2 separate regions of the Homo sapiens genome follow, and region 2 is linked to region 1. Evidence: read pairs that join two places in POLR2A ChIA-PET (ENCODE). Cell type or tissue: MCF 10A. All regions are shown on one strand. Each heading gives the region's core, and the rest is flanking DNA. Links, peaks and the distances in the headings are about the cores only.

Region 1 (2,899 bases), core at 183-2,682:
GAGATAGGGTCTCACTCTGTCACCCAGGCTGGAGTGCAGTGGCGCGATCTTGGCTTACTGCAACCTCTACTTCCTGGGTTCAAGCGATTCTCATGCCTCAGCCTCCCGAGTAGCTGAGATTACAGGCGAGCGCCACCACACCTGGCCAATTTTTGTATTTTTAGTAGAGACGGGCTTTCACCATGTTGGCCAGGGTGGTCTGGAACTCATGGCCTCAAGTGATCCGCCCTCCTCGGCCTCCCAAAGTGCTGGGATGACAGGCGTGAGCCACCGCGCCCGGCCTGTTGTACGCATTTTACAGAGGAGGAAACAGAGGCTCAGAGGAGGGATTTGACCTGCCGTGGTCACACAGCCGAGACTGGGCCAGGTGGGATTTGGACCCACAAGCAGCTTCTGCCTCTGCCCTGTCCTTGACACCTGCCTCATCCTCCATTATTGTCAGAAGGGGATGGGCGGAAGTTGTGGTGCGTGAGGGGGCAGTCTGCTGGCACGGTGTGGTCACCTTCTGGCAGGGTTGTGTGAGGGCCCCACAGGCTGAGGTCTTATGTAGGGTCCCCAGGCTGTGGCTGGCCTCCAGGCCTCAGCGCTGATCCCAGTGGTTGTCACCCTGACAGCAGGAAGACTGGCCACCGGCTTCCTTTTCCGAACCGAGAGTCCCCTTGGCTGTGGAGCGTCCTGGCCCAGCCAGAGTGCAGTGTCTGGCTTTCATCAGCCCTGCTGGGCAGCTGAGGCCCTGGGATAGAGGGAGAGGGAGGGACGGGCATCAGGCATAGGGCCTTGGCTGGCCTCTTGGAGGGGTGCAGGGTGGATGGCGGTGGAGGGGCACCTGCCATGGGGCTGAAAGGAGCCACCACTTGCAACGTCACAAGTGAGAGAGGAGGCCGGGCACAGTGGCTCATACCTGCAATCCCAGCACTTCGGGAGGCCGAGGCAGGCGGATCACCTGAGGTCAGGAGTTTGAGGCCAGCCTGGCCAACATGGTGAAACCCCATCTCTACTAAAAATACAAAAATTAGCCGGGCGTGGTGGCGGGCGTCTGTAGTACCAGCTACTCGGGAGGCTGAGGCAGGAGAATCGCTGGAACCCGGGAGGTTGCAGTGAGCCAAGATCGCGACACTGCACTCCAGCCTGAGCGACAGAGTGAGACTCTGTCTCAAAAAATAAAAATTAAAATTAATAAGAAGAGGGTGTCAGGGAACTGCAGGAAAATAAAGCAGGGAGGGACATGGAGGGGGGCTGGGGGCCACTCTGGATGGGGAGGGCTTCTCTGAGGAGGCGTCTTTGAGGTGAGGCTTGAAGGGGGTGAGGGAGTCTGGAGAGGCTGGGTGGAGGGAGCAGTGAGGGGGTTATAGCCAGTGCGAAGGCCTGGAGCCCAGGAGCAGCACATGGAGCTGGCTGGGATGTTCAGGGGGTAGTGAGTGGCGAGGGCCGTCCTGTGGCCTTCCAGTGAGGGTGACCAGCCGGGGGTGGGGCGGGAGAGGGTGACCCGGGTGCTCTCCGACCTGCCACGTGCTGGGGAAGGAGCCTGCAGGAACCAGGGCCCAGAGAGGGAAGCTGTCTGCCCGCCCAGGGCCTAAACCCAGCCAGGCCTCCCCGCCCCCTCTGGCAGCCCAAGAAATCTGAGGCGCGGGCGGGCACCGTGCCAGGGCTGGGCGGGGGAGGGGCTGCCAGGCCCGCCCGTCCCAGCAGCTGCCAGCCCGCCCCGAGCCGCCAGCCCAGATGGTGCCCATCTGCTGACGCCGCCATGGGCCAGCCTCCTGTTCCCGCCTTGCGTCGTGCCAAGCTCCTGCAGTCCAGCGCCGGGAATGGCGCGGTGGGCAGAGCCCGGCCCGGGAAGCTCATAGCACGCCAGAGAGGCTGCCCCGGGTGCCCTGGAGAGGGTGGCAGGAGAAACATGGGAGGGGGAGTTCCCCAGCGCTTCCTGGATGGAATTGGGGAGCAAGGACCCCAACAGCGATAATGATGGCGGCAAACACACATGGCGTGCCCTCTGTGTGCCAGGCTCCGAGGCCACCGCTCACCCTAACTGGTTTAATTCTCTCCCCCATCCAAGCAGGAAGGGACTTTGGCCTTCTCTCGTGTTCTAGTGGAGGAAGCAGAGACCCAGAGGTTTGGACAAGAGTCACTTGTCCAAGGTCACAAAGCTCCTCAGGGGCAGAGCCGGAATGAGAATCCAGAACCCCTTTGAAAAAGGGATTGAGGCCAGGCGAGGTGGCTCCTGCCTGTAATCCCAACACTTTGGGAGGCTGAGGCAGGAGGATCACTTGAGGCCAGGAGTTCGAGACCAGCCTGGGCAACATAGCACGACCATGCCCCCCCCCAACAAAATTTTTAAAAATGAGCCAGGTGTGGTGGTGTGTACCTGTAGTCCCAGCTACTCGGGAGGCTGAGGCAGGAGGATGGCTTGAGCCCAGGAGTTGGAGGTTGCAGTGAGCTGTGATCCCACCACTGCACTCCAGCCTGGGTGACAAGGCAAGACCTTATCTCTAAAAACCGTTTTTTTTAAGGGGTGATTGAGGCCAGGTGTGGTGGCTCACACATGTAATCCCAGCTACACAGGAGGCTGAGGCAGGAGAGTCGCTTGAACCTAGGAGGCGGAGGTTGCAGCGAGCTGAGCTCATGCCACTGCACTCCAGCCTGGGCGACAGAGTGAGACCCTGTCTCCAATAAAAGGGAGGTGGTATTGAAACCCCTTAAACCTCTTTTCAAAAACAAACTAAAAGTGCCCTTTGAGGTTATCTAGTGGAAGCCACACCCTCTGAGTCATACAGATCATACAGTGCAGGCCGTGCACACTCAGGGAGTAAATGAATGAATGAATGAATGAATGAGGTGAACCCTATGGAAGGGGACCAAGCCTGGGGCCAGGGTGTCCATAAAGCTCACCCTGAGCTTGATG
Region 2 (2,899 bases), core at 264-2,763, 83 kb before region 1:
GCTCAAGCAAGCCTCCCCGCTGGGCCTCCCAAAGTGCTGGGATTACAGGCGTGAGCCACTGTGCCCACTGCAAACATTTACTCTTCACAACTCTGGTAGCTTCCTTTTCCCCAGAGCATGCTACAGCCACACAGTAAAGCCTTACGTCTATTGAGCACCTGCTATGTGCAGCTTGTGATCAACTCTTTTTGTCCTCACCACAACCAACCAACAACGTAGGTTTCTATTATAATTCTCACTTTGCCGATGAGAAAACGGAGGGGCAGGTTTGTGGAGAGGAAAACCCAAGGCCACACAGTTGGTATGTGGTGGAGCCAGGATTTGAAACTGCGACCCGTTAACTCCTGCCTCGGTTCCCCTCCCTTCTCATTCACTGCAGGGATCACAGTTATAACCCCCTGCTTATGTATGCGCTGGCTTGTTTGATGTCTGTCTACCCAACATAACCTGGCGGGTTTCATGACAGGATGGTATGAGTGCACAGTAAGTGTGTTTGGCTTTGTTTTAATGTTATGGGGTTTTTTTTTTTTAATTATTTACTTATTTTGAAAGAGAGTCTCACTCTGTCACCCAGGCTGGAGTGCAGTGGTGCGGTATCAGTTCACTGCCACCTCCACCTGTTGGGTTCAAGCAATTCTGCTGCCTAAGCCTCCCGAGTAGCTGAAAATACAGGCATGGGTCACCATGCCCAGCTAATTTTTGTGTGTGTATGTGTGTGTGTGTGTGTGTGTGTGTGTGTGTGTGTGTATTTTTAGTAGAGATGGAGTTTCCCCATGTTGGCCAGATTGGTCTCGAACCCCTGACCTCAGCTGATCCACCCGCCTCAGCCTCCCAAATGCTGGAATTACAGGCTTGAGCCGCCACGCCCAGCCTGTTTTTATGTTGAGACAGGGTCTCCCTCTGTCACTCAGGCTGGAATGCAGTGGCACAATCATAGCTCACTGAAGTCTCCAACTCCGGGGCTCAAGCAATCTTCCTGCTTCAGCCTCCCAAGTACCTGGGACTACAGATGCATACCATCACACCTGGCTAATTTTTTTCAGTATTTTTTGTAGAGACGGGGACTAGTTATGTTGCCCAGGCTGGTCTCAAACTCCTGGGCTCAAGCGATCCTCCTGCCTTGGCCTCCCAAAGTGCTGGGATTACAGGCATGAGCCCTTACACCTGGCTGAATTTTGTTTTTCTGTTCCCTGTTGCCTAGCACATGATACCTGCTTACCATTAATAAATGCACTAAAAACACAATGGTTGAGTTTAGAACCAGACTGTCCCAGGTTTGAAACCGGTTTATAACATTGAATGGCTGTGTGTCCTTGAGCCAGCAGCTGAATCCTCTGGGGACCAGTTTTTCTCTCTCTCTCTGGAAAACGAGGCCAATCCAGCTCACAAAGCGTTAATATGTATAAAGTCCTTCCTGGCCCGGAGAAAGCACTGCAGAAGCTTTAAAATAAATCAGCCCTTAAAAATTCACTTTCCGGCTGGGTGCGGTGGCTCACGCCTGTAATCCCAGCACTTTGGGAGGCCAAAGCGGGCGGATCACTTGAGATCAGGAGTTCGAGACCAGCCTGGACAAAATGGCAACCCCCCCCTCCAACTCTACTAAAAATGCAAAAATTAGCCGGGTGTGGTGGTGCGCACCTGTAATCTCAGCTACTCGAGAGGCTGAGGCAGGAGAATCGCTTGAACCCGGGAGGCGGCGGTTGCAGTGAGCCGAGTTCCCGCCACTGCACTCCAGCTTGGGCGACAGAATGAGACTTTTTTTTAAAATTACTTTCCGGATGCTTTCGCTCCAGCGACCAGCAGGGGGCAGCAAAAACCCATGCCTTCTTTCAGGCTCTGTGCCTTGGCTTGAAATGTGCAAGATTTATTGAGCTCGGAGGGAGACTGTGAGGGGACTCCCTGGCTTCTCTCCTGGGACGCAAAAGTTGCCCCGTGCAAACTTTCTAGCCTGCAAGGTCGGCCCCGCTCCTCCTCCCCTTTTCTCTCCAGTAACTGAATGTGGTTTGGCTGCCAGGCCTTTGCACGTGCGGTTTCCCTAGCCTGGAACACTCTGTTCCCACCCTGGAGGTCGGAGATGCTGGGTTGGGATGGAGACACCCGTGACCTGCTAGGCCCAGGGCATGGCGTTAGCAAAGGTGGGGGTAGAAGTAGGAATTACTGGCCGGGCGCGGTGGCTCACGCCTGTAATCCCAGCACTTCGGGAGGCCGAGGTGAGTGGATCACCTGAGGACGGGAGTTCGAGACTAGCCAGACCAACATGGAGAAACCCCGTCTCTACTGAAAATACAAAATTAGTCGGGTGTGGTGGTGCATGCCTGTAATCCCAGCTACTAAGGAGGCTGAGGCCGGAGAATCGCTTGAACCTGGGAGGCGGAGGTTGCGGTGAGCCGAGATTGCGCCACTGCACTCCAGCCTGGGCGACAAGAGTGAAACGCCGTCTAAAAAAAAAAAAAAAAAAAAAAAAAAAAAGTAGGAATTACCTAGGTCCGAGTTAGAAAACAGAGAGCCCCTCAACTGTGGCCTCGAAACCACACAGAGGACTGAAGCAGGATGTGTGGGGGTAAAACTGAGGGCCAAATAGGAGCTGAGTCCCGACCAAGGGAGCTGGAGTTCCTCACCTCTGGGTCCTCAATATTTGCTGATTGACTTAAGACATGCATGCCCTTAAGCCTTGCATTCTCTCTCCAAGCTTCAGTTTCCTCATCTGTAAGACGGGGCTCATGAGATATATATATATATATGTGTGTGTGTGTGTGTGTGTGTATATATATATATACACATACATATGTGTGTATATACATATAATGTATATGTGTGTATATATGTATATATACGTGTGTATGTGTGTGTGTGTGTGTATACACATAATTTTTGGTTGGTTGTTTGAGACGGAGTCTCA

What was found. Peaks named below come from ENCODE experiments on the same cell type or tissue, not always from the same donor. Only the 100,000 strongest peaks of a DNase experiment are listed, where the experiment ranks them.
Region 2: POLR2A ChIA-PET joins it to region 1 with 5 read pairs; 5 of 35 experiments call an interaction of 5 or more read pairs at or near these places.

The regions. Positions count from the first base shown.
Region 1 is chr19:3,386,341-3,389,239 of GRCh38, forward strand. All of the region lies in intron 2 of NFIC (nuclear factor I C), which reads left to right. Among named protein-coding and RNA genes, the nearest start is that of NFIC, 21 kb to the left of the region's middle. In MCF 10A, for the core only: no CTCF peak of the experiment used is centred there; a DNase peak (open chromatin) is centred at 1,651.
Region 2 is chr19:3,303,305-3,306,203 of GRCh38, forward strand. The region is part of intron 1 of LOC105372244 (a long non-coding RNA gene); the gene reads right to left. Among named protein-coding and RNA genes, the nearest start is that of NFIC, 62 kb to the right of the region's middle. In MCF 10A, for the core only: a CTCF peak has its summit at 1,790 (motif pointing right); a DNase peak (open chromatin) is centred at 1,827.